Regions from separate parts of the Homo sapiens genome. Here region 1 is linked to region 2. Evidence: chromatin loops called from intact Hi-C (ENCODE). Cell type or tissue: ovary. All regions are shown on one strand. Links, peaks and the distances in the headings refer to the core of each region. The heading gives the core; the rest is flanking DNA. Region 1 overlaps MIR4713HG (MIR4713 host gene). Region 2 overlaps TRPM7 (transient receptor potential cation channel subfamily M member 7).

The links. Hi-C counts contacts between places; a loop is a spot of excess contacts. Peaks named below come from ENCODE experiments on the same cell type or tissue, not always from the same donor. Only the 100,000 strongest peaks of a DNase experiment are listed, where the experiment ranks them.
Region 1: a loop joins it to region 2, with 4 times the contacts of the local background. A loop is called at or near these places in 3 of 110 quality-filtered maps.

The regions. Positions count from the first base shown.
Region 1 is chr15:51,188,248-51,196,582 of GRCh38, forward strand. The region is part of intron 1 of MIR4713HG (MIR4713 host gene); the gene reads left to right. Among named protein-coding and RNA genes, the nearest start is that of MIR4713, 50 kb to the right of the region's middle. In ovary, for the core only: a CTCF peak has its summit at 4,592 (motif pointing left); a DNase peak (open chromatin) is centred at 4,614.
Region 2 is chr15:50,671,693-50,680,027 of GRCh38, forward strand. The region is part of intron 1 of TRPM7 (transient receptor potential cation channel subfamily M member 7); the gene reads right to left. The region is part of intron 1 of LOC128092252; the gene reads right to left. Among named protein-coding and RNA genes, the nearest start is that of TRPM7, 11 kb to the right of the region's middle. RefSeq lists enhancers at 5,365-5,865, 5,866-6,366. In ovary, for the core only: a CTCF peak has its summit at 4,041; no DNase peak of the experiment used is centred there.

The DNA of each region.
Region 1 (8,335 bases), core at 70-8,069, 520 kb after region 2:
GGCCCCTCTGGGTCTGCACCTCCTGCCTCTCTCCAACACGTCTCTAACATGCGTGCCCTCATCCACTTTGGTCCAGCCACAATGGCTTCCTGTTGCTCCTCAAACATGACAAGTGTCCTCTCACCTTAGGGCCTTTGCACCGCTGTTCCCGCCATCCAGAATGTTCTTCTCCCAAAGAGCTGCATGGCTTATTCCCTCACCTCCTTCAGGTTTTACACAAATGCCCCTAAATGAGGCCTTCCCTGACCACCCTAAGTACACTTGCACACTCTACCCCCACCCCTGGCTCTCTGTATCCTTTCTCTCTCTAATTTTCTCTACCAATCTTATCCCTAGCTAACATACTATATGTTTTACTTATTTATGATGTTTAGTATCTAAATGCTCCACTGAAATTATAGCCCTATGGAAGCAGGGATTTTTGCCTGTTTTATTCAGCCTAGAACAGTGCCTGACACATAATAGGCCCTCCATTAATATATGCTAAATGAATAACATGTCTGACCTCTCCTTATCATCAGTCCTACATTTCAACTTCTGGCTGGACAGTGCTGCCCGAGGTCCTGCCAGCATGTCAGATCCACCCTCACATCCTAGCATCTAGGATCAGGCCTCTCAGCCTCCTCCACACACAGTGGGGCTGATTGGCTTAGCCTGGGTTTAAATCCAGCTCCTTGTCACTTCCCAACTAGAAAGACGCAGTAACATGCACCCCCTCATGTGGTTGCCTTTAGCATGTGATAAATGAGGAATGAAACGACAGGACACGCTGCTCCCTGGGCATCCTGCCTGGCAGAGAACAAATGCTTAATAAATGCCAGCCATTACGACTGCCATCACTAGCTACTTCTTCTCTTAAAAGAAATTCCTGTGCAGGCATGGTGGCTCACACCTGTAATCTCAGCACTTTGGGAGGCCAAGGTGGGCGGATTGCTTTAGCCCAGGAGTTCACAACCAGCCTGGTCAACATAGAGAAACCCTGCCTCTACAAAAAATACAAAATTAGCTGGGCCTGCTGGTCCCAGCTACTGAGGAGGCTGAGGTGGGAGAATTGCTTGAGCCCAGGAGGTGGAGGTTGCAGTGAGCCAACATCATGCCACTGTATTCCAGCCTGGGTGACAGAGAGAGACCCTGTCTCAAAAAAAAAAAAAAAAAAAAAAAGAAAGAAAGAAAGAAAGAAAGAAAGAAAGAAAGAAAGAGATTCCTTATGCATCTTTGTTCCTGTGGTTAAGAATTGTAAAATACTTACTTTTTGCTTTGGTAAATTAATGATAACTTGACTTATTTTTAGTTTCGTTCTATACTTCACCTTGGGAGGGTTACAATGTGTTTTTTAGGTCATGGGAAAATAATAATGATGAATAGTGCTCTGTTGATCAAAAAACCCAAGAGCCACAAGCACTTACTCAATGCATCCTCCACCAGAAGCTGCAGTCTCTCGTGGACAATAACAATGAAAATAGCTGCCATTTATCACATGTTCAGGGCAGAGGTGGTACCAAGAGCCTCACGTATATCACCTTACTTAATTTTCACACTGCCCTTTCCCAACCCAGGAAATAGGTACTGTGGTATCACTGACATTTTAAAGAGGAAGAAATGAAACTTGGGGAATTTGTTAATTTGCCCAGACCACAGAACTAGAAAAGGGACCTAGTTCCCTTTCCTAGGAGAACCTCTATTAATATATGCTAAATGAATAACATATTTGACCTCTCCTTAGCATCAGCCCTACATTTCAACTTCTGGCTGGACAGTGCTGCCTGGAGGTCCTGCCAGCACGTCAGATCCACCCTCACATCCTAGCATCTAGGATCAGGCCTCTCAGCCTGCTCCACACACAGTGGGGCTGATTGGCTTAGCCTGGGTTTAAATCCCAGCTCCTTGTCACTTCCCAGCTAGAAAGAGGCAGTAACATGCACCCCCTCATACGGTTGCCTTTAGCATGTGATAAATGAGGAATGAAATGACAGGACATGCTGCTCCCTGGGCATCCTGCCTGGCAAAGAACAAATGCTTAATAAATGCCAGCCATTACGACTGCCATCACTAGCTACTTCTTCTCTTAAAAGAAATTCCTGTACAGGCGTGATGGGACAGGGAAAGAAGAACCTAAACCTCAGTCCTTCAGGATCCTGTGTTTGCGCCTCCCCAGTTAGCCACATTGTTTTCTTTTTTTGCACCACCAAATTCCAGCAATCCAGTTTGGTCCCTCAGCCCCTGGGCAGCCCATGATGGGGCCCGCAGCTCTGGCCTTGCCACAATCCTTCCCTGCTCACTGTTTATTGCCTTTGGGCCAGGCAGAGTTCCTTCCAAAATCCACTCTGCCTTCCGCTGTCCATGCCAACCCTGGCCAGGAAGCGGAGGACAAGGCCAACCTGGGCCCTGGCCTCACGCCTGCCCTATGAGGTCCACTGGGCCTCCTGCCAGCAGATCATGGTACAGTGAAGAGGGGGCCTTCCTCAGGAAACCCAGGGGCCACGCATCTGAACCTGACCTCTTCCCATGTGATAGAGGATAGTCTTTTTAAATAAGTAAAATCATGGTTCTCATGGAAATGTACAATGAACACATATCAAAGATTTTATTTAACTCCCTAGTTGAACGAGGGAACTGGTAAGATGTTACAACTGGTTCAAAGAAGTCAAAACAACTGCAAGTTTATATGGCGTAAAGAAATGTTGAAACAATTTTATGTATATATTTGAAACTTGCTTTATTATTGGGAGGGGGCACAGAAACCAAAACGTTCTGCTGTGAGATTCAGCCACATTGTTGTATGTAGTTGAAGTTTGTCATTCTCATTGCTGTCTCAAAATACAATGTATTCACCCATTCTGCAATTGGCAGACATTGGGGGCAGTTTCCAATGTATGGTTCCAGCACATACCTTTTGGCCAACAGAGGTGCACATTTTTATGGGGTCTTCTTAGTCTTTAAAAGAAAAGTGGTCAGTTGTTTGGCCAAGACATTTTCTTGACCCAGGCTTAACAGATGAATCAGCCTGTTATCTCCTTTGCCATAATCAGCAATTTTTCTTTTGTACTTTCTCTTCCTTGAAGTGCACCATTCCATCTGCAGGATTCTTCAACATTGCTGAGCAAGGCCAGTGGCTGTCCTGTTATATTTTTAACATATGCAGGTGACTTATTTACATCCTGGCTACAGACTGGCTCAGGGGTGAGGGGACGAAAGCAGCTGCCCGAGCTGGCCGGTGAACCTGGACACTCAGCTGTCCAGCCAGCTGACGCTGTGACTTTCTCCCTTCAGACACTCAGTTGTGTTTTTCCACTCCGGAAACAGTGATTTCTACCCCCTGCCCTTCTCTGTCTCTTGATGGGAAATCTATCGCTAGTTGGCCTCGCTGTCCCTTGCTCTGCTCCTGAAATGGATACTAAAAGCAACTTATTTCTGAACCTGTGCTTTTCAGCTCACACTTCCACATCGTCCCTTTCTTTTGTCCCTTTCTTTTCTTCTCTGCCCGCATGATGGGCTGGCCCTTGGCAAGGTCTTTACTTTCACTGTGTTTTCTTTCTTTCCCCAGAGTCTCCGATCCTGTCTTTCTCAGAGGTGTTTTCATTGTTGCTGTTTCTCCTCCGTCTCTCATCCCCTCAGGCCTCGTTAGTCACTTCCTTACCTGTAAATATTTTTTTTTTTTTTTTTTTTTTTTTTTTGCCGGTGGTTGGGGGGGAGGTGGGGGAGGGGGGTTAGTGGACTTCCTTTCCCCAAAGTGCTCCGCTCTGACTCCCATCAGTAAGGCAGCAAGCCCAGACCCGTTAGTGGCCTTCCTTTCCCCAAAGTGCTCCGCTCTGACTCCCATCAGTAAGGCAGCAAGCCCAGACCCCGGCATGGAGCAGGTCAGGCAAGAGATGTATGCAGTGACTTAATAAATAAAATAGAATGGAATACGAGAACCAACAGAAAAGAAGCATGTAGAGCCGCTGGTCCTGAGGATCAAAAGAGCAGCAAAGATAGGCCTTCAGCTTTGGTGCTGAGCTTCCTCATAACAGGGGCAATCAAAGAAATAAGAGATTACAGTGTTGATAATAGATAAATGATAGAAAATAATTGTAACATTTTTGAAGGAGCGTCTTATTAATTTTTCTGTCTTCTAAACGCTTGTTTGGGTCAGGGCCTTAAGCATAGTAGATGCTCAATAAATACTTGTTTAAAGGATGAGTTAAAAGTAAAATCACGTATTATTGCTGGCTAATATGTATTGAGTACTTACTACATAGCAGGAAATTTCTAATTTGTTTCACCCAACAACCCCAGTAGGTGGGCACTATGGTTCTCCGCTTTTTCAAATGTGGAAACCACAGAGTAACTTCCCCAAGGTCACAGCTCTTCAGCGACCAGGTTATGATGTAAACTCAAGTGCCCGGATTGGAGCCAGCCACTAGGGAATCTGAAATGATGGAGCAAATGAGCATTTAGGGGTATTTTCATTTTACCAGACAGTAATACCAACCTGACTGGCTTTTTACTGCTGGCCCCTGGCAGGCAGCCCAGTTCAGTGAGCAGCCCTGCTAGAAACCAAGGCAGGCAGGCTCCCCTCTACCGGGAGCTGCCCGGCTTCAAAGCCGGTAAACCTTTTCCCTATCTGCCCCCTGCTGGCGGATGTGAGCATAGCAGGGCTCTCTCCCGACTCCTTGCAAGAGCACCCTGGAAAAGAGAGCGAGGCTGAGTGAAACCCCGGCTGCTGCTTGGGCTTCCGTAATTGTAGGGGAGTGGTGAATTGCCATAACCCCAAACTGGGACCTGGGCTCTGACATATAGGAATGTCTTAGGATGGGCTGGTTAAAATTGGTTGCTCTCCTGGCAAAGCTAGTTTGTGTAGTCACTGGATGTGGGGTGGAAACAGTGGGGCTTGGGGGAGGACGGTGGGGAATTAGAGATCATCTTTAAAAGCATTGGAACACCATTCAGGGGGCTCTGGGTTCTTGTCCAAGGGTCACCTACTCCAGCGGCAGGTATCCTGTCTGAAGCTGTGTCCTAATTTGTAAAAGGAGGCATTAGACTACATGACGTCTAATGGTCCTTCGATCTGAAATCTCTACCTGTAAGCTCTTTAAAGATTCCTCTAAGCAGGTCTCCTCGCTGGATCTCACATTCTCTCCCCAAAGGTCTTCCCCAGTGCCCATACCACATCTCCAGCCCTGCTCACCTGCATCCCCCTGTGGCCAGACAACTTGCTAACTCCAGCTGCCCACCCTGACCCCCAACCTGAGCCAGCTTTGTATGAGGTCCCCAGGCCCTGTTCACTAAGAATGGGAATCTTATGGTTCAGAAAGAAACTAGCCTGTGCTTCTTGGTCTTGAGGCCAGTTTGCCTCTCACTTCCTGACAAGTCCAAACCCAGGACAGCTGAGACAGCGAGAGCTATCAAGAAATGAGGGGAAGGGAGCTGCCGGCACTTTCTGTTGAGCAAATGGCTGAAGTTCCCAGAAAAGCTGGAGCGGAGGAACTCTGGGGAGGCACATAAAGTTGTTGTGGTCCAGGAATGGATGCCTGAGGAGCCCAGAAATTCCCAAGGGAAATGTTGTAGGGGTCGGAGTTCCTGTGCCAGCAGGGGTGGGAGGTACAGCCAGCCGTACGTGACTATTGCTATTAATGTGACCTCATGTTCAACCCTGGTGTTTTCTAAAGAAACAAGACTTTCCAGAGAATTTTTGTATTTATTTTGGGGCACCCATATATACACATATATTCAGCCTCAGCAGAGCCTAAGGCAGGGTTCCTGGGGTGAAGGACAAATTATTTTTCTTAGTTTTCAACCCATAGGGACTGACACTTTAAAAAATGCGATAAAAATAAATTATTAGAAAATGAAATGAAGACCACCAAAACTAGTCTCTACTCTTCCTTCCCTTCCCTTTTTCTTTCTTTCTTTCTCCTTCTTTCTTTCTTTCTTTCTCTTTCTTTCCTTCTTTCTTTTCTCTCTGTTTTTCTCTTTCTTTCCCTTTCTCTCTCTCTTTCTTTCTTTCTCTTTCTTTCTTTCTTTCTTTCTCTCTCTCTCTCTCTCTCTCTTTTCTTTTCTTTTTTCTTTCTTTTCGACAGAGTCTTGTTCTGTCACCCAGGCTAGAGTGCAGTGGTGTGATCTCAGCTCACTACAACCTTCACCTCCCAGGTGCAAGCGATTCTCCTGCCTCAGCCTCCCAAGTAACTGGGATTACAGGCATATGCCACCAGTCCAGCTAATTTTGGTACTTTTAGTAGGGTTGGGGCTTCACCATGTTGGCTAGGATGGTCTCAAACTCCTGACCTCAAGTGATCCACCCCTGGCTTGGCCTCCCAAAGTGCTGGGATTAGAGGTGTGAGCCACCATGCCCAGCCTCTACTCTTTTTCATGAGGCAAATCCTCTGGTGATGTGCTTAATGATGTGGCTGTTGTCAAATTGCTGTAAATTTTCTAGACACCGATTTTGTATCTATGTTTATCTCACCAGGAACCCTCAAACAGTTTGCAGACTAGCCCCAGCCTATGGGTACACTTTGAGAAGACCTGGTCTAAGCCACTCTTACTTCTGTATTCTCTGGAGATGAAGGACATCAGTGGGGATAACAATTTTTAACAAATAGACAGTTTCCACAAAGAGGAGAGGAGTATTCATAGCACTTTATTTGTCAACTTTACAAATTACACAGTCACATTAAAGGTACATTTTGTGTGCAGATGACCATGGCATTCTGAGGAATAATTGAGTTTCTCGGCATCACTAGGACTATTGTTTTCCTACTTTAAACTTGGACATGCTTCATGCTTAGGATACCAGACAGTAAAAAGTACGGGAACACTAGCACATTACAAAATTTTTATAAAACTGTACTTTACTCACCCTAAAAGCCCACATCCATGTTACTTTATTGAGAAAAACATGTCCAGAAATGGCCACAAACAGGGGCTGTCTCTTATGGGACAGTAGTCAACTCATCACCTATCTTTCCTATTTTCCACTTATTTTCAGCTTTGAATTTTAATAACTGCATTTCATCCGTTTCTGTTTTGATTTCAGCTACAAAGTGAATTACATTTTTTAAATTAGAAAATAAGGATTTCACATTATATTTAATGTTTTAGGTACATTAGCAATCTGGCTTCAAAATGATCCTCTTGTTTGGAAACACCCTGAAAATATGAAGGAAAAGACAGTCCTAACCCCCTGAATGAAGTGTGATTTTAATGGAATAATATTGGTTTTCAGTAGACATACCAGAACTTCTACGTTAAATTTAGGGATCATACTGTTATTCTAATGATGCTGCCACTGCTTGGAAGAATTTTGGAATGGCTTTTTTTTTTTTTTTTTTTTTGGAATTGCCTTCAGTGGACAATTTTGAAGAGAGATGAATAAGAAATAGTGTTGGGCTGTGCACGGCAGAGGCCACTGGCCTAAAAGGCTCCATGTGAGCCAATGATTTCCTAACTTCCTGTGTTCACAGTGTGCTTCATGCTACTACTGCCTTTATTAAAGTAATCAAGGACCCCAAACACGGCTAAAGACAGTGAAAGTTATGATGAAATTAAAGTGTAGTCACAGTGTAGTTACAACTACATGATGAGGTTGTCTCAGAGGGTTTCCAAAGGCACACATAGTTGTGACTCTATTCATTTAGTCACCTGGGTCACAATTTGAAAAGAGTCCTTGCTGTCCTGATCAGGCTCGCTTTTTTTTTTTTTAATCAAAGACGAAGTTCCTGCATGTCCCCTGGGTGTCCTTGGCATAGCTGCCCTGTGTTCCTGCCCCTTCCTCTTAGGAGTCACAACCCCTAAACACTATACCACATCACACCTCGCACTTAGCTCAACTCCGAAATCATATGTAATAAAATTCATTTCACACGTGGGTCACATGTGGATCAAGTGTGATTGCACCACGGCGAGGGATTTGCGGTACCAGTAGCTGCAGCATAGGAACTGAGCAGCACTAGTCCCAGGTAGCTGGAGACACAGCCTTAGATAGGAGTCTTCCTCAGCATAGCGAACAGGGACACACGTTTCTTTATTGTAAAGCACCAAAATTATAGATACCAGCCAAGCATTAGAGGATTAACTACAACAGAGATATCATCCAGGTACCATGTCCAGCACCCTGGGAAGACAATAATCAACCCTCCTGAAAGAATGTGAGGCCGGGTAGCTGGTGGGAACCTTTGATACACATTAATAAACTTTATCATTACAGTGATATGTAATGATCATATTACATTAATGATTACATTTAATCATTTGAGACTTACGGAAAGAATTGTAGTGGAATCTTTTAGATATGTGTAAACTAACAACATAATTTTAGGATTATACTATGTCAATTCAGGTGTAGGTAAGACAGCCA
Region 2 (8,335 bases), core at 226-8,225:
CCAGCTACCTGGGAAGCTAAGGTGGGAGGATCATTTGAGCCCAGGAGTTTGAGGTTAAAGTAAGCTATGATCACGCCACTACACTCCAGCCTGGGTGAGAGAACTTGTCTCGAAAAAAAAAAATTCCTATGGCCTACTAACATCGCAGCCATCATAAGTTCATAGCACCAGGACTACTTGGGTATTTGTTTTGATATTGGTGTAAACAAACCTGCACTGCCAGTTACATAGAAGTATGGCATATACAACTATGTACAGTACATAATACTTTGTAATAATAAATGACTATGTTACTGATTTATGTATTTACTAGACTACGCTTTTTATGGTTAGAGTGTACTCCTACCTATTTTTGTTTGGTTGGTTTTTGTTTTTGTTTTTTGAGACGGAGTCTCACTGTCGCCCAGGCTGGAGTGCAGTGGCATGATCTTGGCTCACTGCAAGCTCATCTCCCGGGTTCACGCCATTCTCCTGCCTCAGCCTCCTGAGCAGCTGGGACTACAGGCAACCACCACCACACCCAGCTAATTTTTTGTATTTTTAGTAGAGACATTTTCACCATGTTAGCCAGGATGTTCTGGATCTCCTGACCTCGTGACGTGATCCGCCCACCTTGGCCTCCCAAAGTGCTAGGATTACAGGCGTGAGCCACCTCGCCCGGCCACTCCTACCTATTTTTTTTTTTAACTGTAAAACAGCCTCAGGCAGGTCCTTCAGGAAGTATTCCAGAAGGCACTGTTATCATAGAAAATGACAACTCCATTCATGTTATTGTCCCTCAAAACCTTCCATGAGGCAAGATGAGAGGTGGAAGACAATTCTACTGATGATCCTGACCCCGTGTAGGCCTAGGCTAACGTGTATATTTGTGCCTTAGGTTTGAACAAAAAGTTTAAAAAGTAAAATAATTTTAAAATGTTGAAATAGAAAAAAGTAGCCAGGTGCGGTGGCTCACGCCTGTAACCCCAGCACTTTGGGAGGCTGAGGCAGGCGGATCATCTGAGGTCACGAGTTCGAGACCAGCCTGATCAATGTGGTGAAACCCCATCACTACTAAAAATATAAAAATTAGCCAAGTGTGGTGGCGGATGCCTCTCATCCCAGCTACTCAGGAGGCTGAGGCAGGAGAATCGCTTGAACCAGGGAAGCAGAGGTTGCAGTGAGCCACTGCACTCCAGCCAGGGTGACAGAGTGAGACTCTGTCTCAAAAAAAAAAAAAAAAAAAAAAAAAAAGCTTATAGAATAAGTATATAAAGAAAATGTTTTTATGCAGCTGTACAATGTGTTTTATACGAAGTGTTATTACAAGAGTCAAAAAGTTTTAAAATGTTTACAAATCTGTTAAATTAAAAAGTTACAGTAAGCTAGCGTTAATTTATTATTGAATAAAAAAATACTTTTTATAAATTTAGTGTAGGCTAGGTGTACAGTGTTTATCAAGTCTACATAAGTGTAATGCCCTAGGCCTTCACATTCACTCACCACTCACTCACTGACTCGCCCAGAACAACTTCCAGGTCCACAAGCTCCATTCACAGTAAATGCCTTATACACCTATACTATTTTTTATTTTTATTGTTTTTTACTTATTTCCATAGGTTATTGGAAACAGGTAGTGTTTAGTTACATAAGTTAGTTCTTTAGTGGTGACTTGTGAGATTTTGGTGCACCCATTGCCCGACCGGTACACACTGCACCCTATTTGTAGTCTTTTATCCCTGACCCCCTTCCCACCCTTTCTCCCTGAGTCCCCAAAGTCCATTGTGTCATTCTTATGCCTTTGCGTCCTCATAGCTCAGCTCCCACTTATGAGTGGGAACATATGATGTTTGGTTTTCCATTCCTGAGTTACTTCACTTAGAATTAAGAGTCTCCAATCTCATCCAGGTCACTGTGAATGCCATTAATTCATTCCTTTTTATGGCTGAGAAGTATTCCCTCGTATATATATATATATACCACAGTTTCTTTATCCACTCGTTGACTTGATGGGCATTTGAGTTGGTTCCACATTTTTGCAATTATGAATTACGCTGCTATAAACATGCGTACGCAAGTATCTTTTTCTTATAATGACTTATTTTCCTCTGGTAGATACCCAGTAGTGGGACTGCTGTATCAAATGGTATCCTAAGGAATCTCCACATTGTTTCCCATAGTGGTTGTACTAGTTTACATTCCTACCAGCAGTGTAGAAGTGTTCCCTGTTTACCACATCCACATAAATGTCTATTATTTGTTGTTTTATGTATTATGGCCATTCTTGCTGGAATAAGGTGGTATTATTGCATTCTGGTTTTCTGTTTTGTTTCTTGAGATGGAGTTTTACTCTGTCGCCCAGGCTGGAGGGCAATGGCATGATCTCGGCTCACTGCAACCTCCACCTCCCAGGTTCAAGCGATTCTCCTGTCTCAGCCTCTGGAGTAGCTGAGATAACAGGTACCTGCCACCACGCCCAGCTAATTTTTGTATTTTTAGTAGAGATGGGGTTTCACCATGTTGACCAGGCTGGTCTCAAACCCCTGACCTCAAGTGATCCATCTGCCTCGGCCTCCCAAAGTGCTAGGATTACAGGCGTGAGCCACCATGCCCAGAAGCCCAGCTAATTTTTGTATTTTTAGTAGAGATGAGGTTTCACCATGTTGGTCAGGCTTTTCTTGAACTCCTGATCTCAGGTGATCCACCCGCCTCAGCCTCCCAAAGTGCTGGGATTACAGGGGTGAGCCGTGGCACCCAGCCAGTGCCTGGTTTCTAATAAATTTCTGATGTCACAATGTATATGTTTTTGTACTATGTATCCCTTAACAAATTATTGTTGCTATTATTATTTTTAATGGTTTTTGTCTTTTAACCTTCATACTAAAAATACAAATGATTTGCATACCACCATTATGGTATTAGAGTATTCTAAATTAACTCTATTTACATTTACCAGTAAGTTTCATACTTTTCATATTCTTTTTGTTACTAATTAGCAACCTTGTCTTTCAGCTTGAAGAAATTCTGTTAGCATTTCTTGTAACACAGGTCTAGTCTCTGAGCTTTTGTCTGGGAAAATCTTCAAATCTCCTTCATTTCTAAAGGAGAGCTGTGCCAGGTACAGTATTCTTGGATAATGGGTTTGTTTTTGTTTTTTTGTTCTTCAACACTTCGAATATATCATCCCCTCTACTACATCCCATAGTTTTGGGTTTTTTCCAAGAGCTGGAAACCAGAGTTGTTTCTCATTGGCAAATCCACCCAAAACTTTAGCAAACAATTTGCTAAAAGTCACTTAAATTGTGTCACTCCCATACTCACAGATTTTTACTAAATTTTATGCCTACAGGGACACATAATGACATTAGCATGTTTCAAGAAAATCTCCTGGCTGGGCACGGTGGCTCATGCCTGTTATCCCAACACTTTGGGAAGCCGAGGCAGGTGGATCACCTGAGGTCAGGAGTTTGAGACCAGCCTGGCCAACATGGTGAAACCCAGTCTCTACTAAAAATATAAAAATTAGCTGGGCATGGTGGCGGGCACCTGTAACCTCAGCTACTCAGAAGGCTGAGGCAGGAGAATCGACTGAACCCAGGACACAGAGGTTGCAGTGAGCCAAGATCACGCCATTGCACTCCAACCCAGGCGACAAGAGCAAAATTCCATTTCAAAAAAAAAAAAAGAAAATCTCCTACAGCCTTCCCTACCTCATTCACCAATTTTGTTTATTTCAAAAACTTACTACCTCTCATTCTGTTTATGTAACAGCCAAATGTACATACATTCTTCCCACACGTAGCATTCTCATCATTTACGGCCTTCACTTGTTACACAGGAATCGGCTTCACAAATCCAATATTCACATACCCCAGCTGAAAGTTGTAAATATCACCTAATGATAAAAAAAAGTTTTTATAGTTTTTGAAATTCTAAGTTTCTTCTCTGCCATCAGTTACCCAATCAAATGTGCCCTGGTTATAAATACATATAAAAATCCTAGTTTTATACACTTTGCTTTTTAATTTTGCTAGGTTGCACTACCAGATTTTACCAAGAGGTGGCAAACTACAAACACAAATCTGAAAATTCCTAAATTTGTATGTTCCAAGTAATGTAAAAAGTAACTATATCCACAGAATGCTAGTAGAGCAGGGAATCTTAAAGATCAGTTGGTGATCTTCAGTGGTTAAATAGTACAGATTCTGGAATCAGACTGGTCTGAGTTAGGATCCCAGCTCTGCTGTTTACTATGTGTGCAACCTTGTGCAAGTTTCAGAGCCTCTTTTTGCTTCCTTACCTGTAAAATAGGATAACAACAGTACTTACTCACAATGTTACTCTGGTGATTAAACAAAATGATCCATGTAAGTTGTTTTAGCACAATGCATGGCACATAGTCAAATTTCAACTATGATGGTGATCACTTCAAAACTCCTTAAATTATAAATTCTTACACCAGTCTACCAGCAATAAGGGACATGTATTACAAATAAACCTAAGCACACCTTACTCTCTAAACAAATCACTACCAGCACATCCTTCCTGCCTAGATGCTGCTAGCAAAAATTGGGGGAAAAAATTAAAGATTCCTAAAAAATTCTGCTGTTAAGGTAACATGTGGAAATCAAATTTTTTTTTAACAAATACATTCTATGATTATATATATTAAAATTAGAAAATTCTAGCTATGGAGAAGTAGGTCCTATTAGGCTAACCATCCCTCAGATAACCACCATAAATTCTGGACAAAAGATAAAAAAGAGGCTAGACACAGTGGCTCACACCTGTAATCCTAGCACTTTGGGAGGCCAAGATGGGAGGACTGCTTGAGGCCAGGAGTTTGAGACCAGCCTGGTCAACACAGCGAGACCTCATCTCTATCGTTTAAATTTTTTTTTTAATAAAAAGATAAAAAAGACTTGAGGACACTGAAGAGCAACCAAAAGCAAGCAGAAACCAGACGGAGTCTATACTTAGAATAAAGGAATGGTATTGAGTGAGTTTCCCAATTTTTAAGGCTTTTTGCCTGAAAACAGTCCCCATCCTATGCCTAGTGAACAGCAAAATATCAATAGAAATCCCACAGTCTTACTGACTTATAGAACCAGAATACCCAGTTCAAGGTGAAAACAGCAGCTGGAAAGTGATGGGAAAGTTTCCGCAAGAGTTGAGAAAAGGAATCCTAAATACTTAATATTAATTCTACACAAATCTCTCACTGACCCATGAAGATCGTACACATGGGGCAGCCTCCAGGCAGCCCAGCTAAATAAAATAACTGAGCAGATATTCCTGCTGCCCATTGTAGGAGAGACAGTTTGGAGTTTGAGTACAATGAAGTTAATCAACAACTGTCTTAGTCGGCTTGGGATGCCACAACCAATACCACACAGACTTGGTGGGATAACAACTGAAACAAATTTTCTCACAGTTCTGGAGACTGAAAGTTCAGGATCAAGATTCCAGGAGGGCCAGTGTCTGATGAAGGCTCTCAGACAGCTGCCTCCTCACTGTGTCTTCACACAGTGAAGAGGGAGTGAATAAGCTCTCTGGTATCTCTTCTTCTAAGGACATAAATCCTATCAGACCCAGGGCCCCACCCTCATGACCTCATCTACCCCTGATTACCTCCATCTCCCAAAGTTCTCATCTCCAAATACCATCACACTGGAGGTTAGGGCTTCAAGATATGAATTCTCGGGGAGCGAGGGAGATCACATTCAGTACATAACAACAACAACAACACACACACACACAGAGCACAGGATTAAAAGAGAACCCAGAGGCTGGGCGTGGTGGCTCACACCTATAATCCCAGCACTTTGGGAGGCCAAGGCAGGCGGATCGCAAGGTCAGAAGTTTGAGACCAGCCTGACCAACATGGTGAAACCCCATCCCTACTAAAAACACAAAAATTAGCCGGGTGTGGTGTCACGCGCCTGTAATCCCGGCTACTCAGGAGGCTGAGGCAGAAGAATTGCTTGAATCTGGGGGACAGAGCTTGCAGTGAGCTGAGATCACGCCACTGCACTCCAGCCTGGGCAACAGAACAAGACCCCGTATCAAAAAAAAAAAAAAAAAAAAAACAAAAGGTAACCCAGAGCCTCTACTAAGTAACAATCCCAATGTCCAATATACACTCCAAAATGACTAGATATGGTAATGGACAGGAAAATGTGACCCATATTCAAAAGAACGGTAATCAAATTAAAAGAAATTGCCTACTAATAAAGTTCATGTGCTCAAGAAAAGAAAGTTAAATGACACTAAAGACCTAGAAATTGGCTGGGCGCAGTGGCTCATGCCTATAATCCCAGCACTTTGGGAGGCCGAGGCGGGCGGATCACGAGGTCAGGAGATTGAGACCAGTCTGACCGATATGGTGAAACCACGTCTCTACTAAAAAAATACAAAAAATCAGCCGGGCGTGGTGGTGGGCGCCTGTAGTCCCAGCTACTCGGGAGGCTGAGGCAGGAGGATGGCGTGAACCCAAGAGGCAGAGCTTGCAGTGAGCCAAGATGCACCATTGCACTCCAGCCTGGGCAACAGAGTGAGACTCTCTCTCAAAAAAAAAAAACAAAAACAAAAACAAAAACAAAAACAAAAACCAACACCTAGAAATTCAGAGTTATGTGATAAATTTGTACATGGGTCAACATGCCTGCCAAGGGTGACCAACATGCCTGCCAAGGGTGACACAGACAATGACAAATAAGACTAGCCTAAAGCAAAATGTTGAAATAAGCTGGCACTCTCTGACTTCCCCTATCAGAGTTCAATACATTTGACTTTCTGACACTCTTACAGACCCTACTCTCTAGTTCCATTCTTTAAAAAAAAAAAATATATATATATATATATATATATACACACACACACACATATACATAATTTTATTATGTCACAGAGTTCCACTCTTACTCTAAACTGGCTGCCAACTACTCAACTAATTAATAATTAGATATTACTGACATTTTAGATACGAACCCTATGAGAGTTTTAAAGATATTATTGAAAAGCATCTATAATTCTGTAACAATTGGTAGAAAAGTTCTATATATTTAAAAACTTAAGGCCAGGTGCAGTGGCTTATGCCTGTAACCCCAACACTTTGGGAGGCCAAGGCAAGAGGACCACTTAAGCCCAGGAGTTCAAGATCAACCTGGGCAACAGAGTGAGAAACCCATCTTTGCAAAAACAAAAAAAAAAATTTTTTTGAGACGAAGTCTCGCTCTGTCACCCAGGCTGGAGTGCAATGGCGTGATCTCAGCTCACTGCAACCTCCACCTCCTGGGTTCAAGAGATTCACCTGCCTCAGCCTCCCGAGTAGCTGGGACTACAGGTGCGTGCCACCACGCCCGGCTAATTTTTGTATTTTTAGTAGAGATGGGGTTTCACCATGTTGGCCAGGATGGTCTCGATCTCTTGACCTGGTGATCCACCCGCCTCAGCCTTCCAAAGTGCTGGGATTACAGGCATTAACCACCGCACCCAGTCAAAAAAATTTTTTAATTAGCCAGGTTGGTGGTATGGGCCTGTCATTTTAGGTACTTGGGAGGCTGAAGTGGCAGGATCACTTGAGCCTAGGAGGTTGGGAATACAGTAAGCCATGATGATGTCACTGCACTCTGACATGGGCAACAGAGCAAAACACTATCCAAAAAAAACAAAACAGAAAACTTGGACGCTTGGACGTTCACACTGCGAGTAAGCCATATCAACCCATTATCTATCAGTGAGCAGGGTGTTGATACTTTTGTTGATACATTCATGATAGGTTTCTACAGGTTTTATTTCATTTATATATATATATATTATATATATGTGTATATATATAATATATATATATATATATATATATATATTTTTTTTTTTTTTTGAGACAGAGTCTTGTTTTGTCACCCAGGCTGGGGTGCAGTGGCGCAATCTGGAGTCACTGCAACCTCCATCTCCTGGATTCAACCAATTCTCATGCCCCAGTCTCACAAGGAGCTGGGATTACAGGCGCACACCATCACGTCCAGCTGATTTTTATATTTTTAGTAGAGGTGGGGTTATCTACGTTGGCCAGGCTGGTCTCAAACTCCTAGCTTCAAGCAATCCTCCCGCCTCAGCCTCCCAAAGCACTGGGATTACAGGCAAGAGCCACCATGCCCAGTCTTTTCCTGCTGCTTTTAACAAAGAGTTACACCCATCCAGAAATCTATTTAATGACTTTTCTAATCTACTAAGGATTGCCCCAGAGTATGTGTCTCTGCACTTGTCAAAATAAAATGCATGACCGGGCGGTGGCTCACGCTTGTAATCCCAGCACTTTGGGGGGCCAAGGTGGGTGGATCACTTGAGGTCAGGA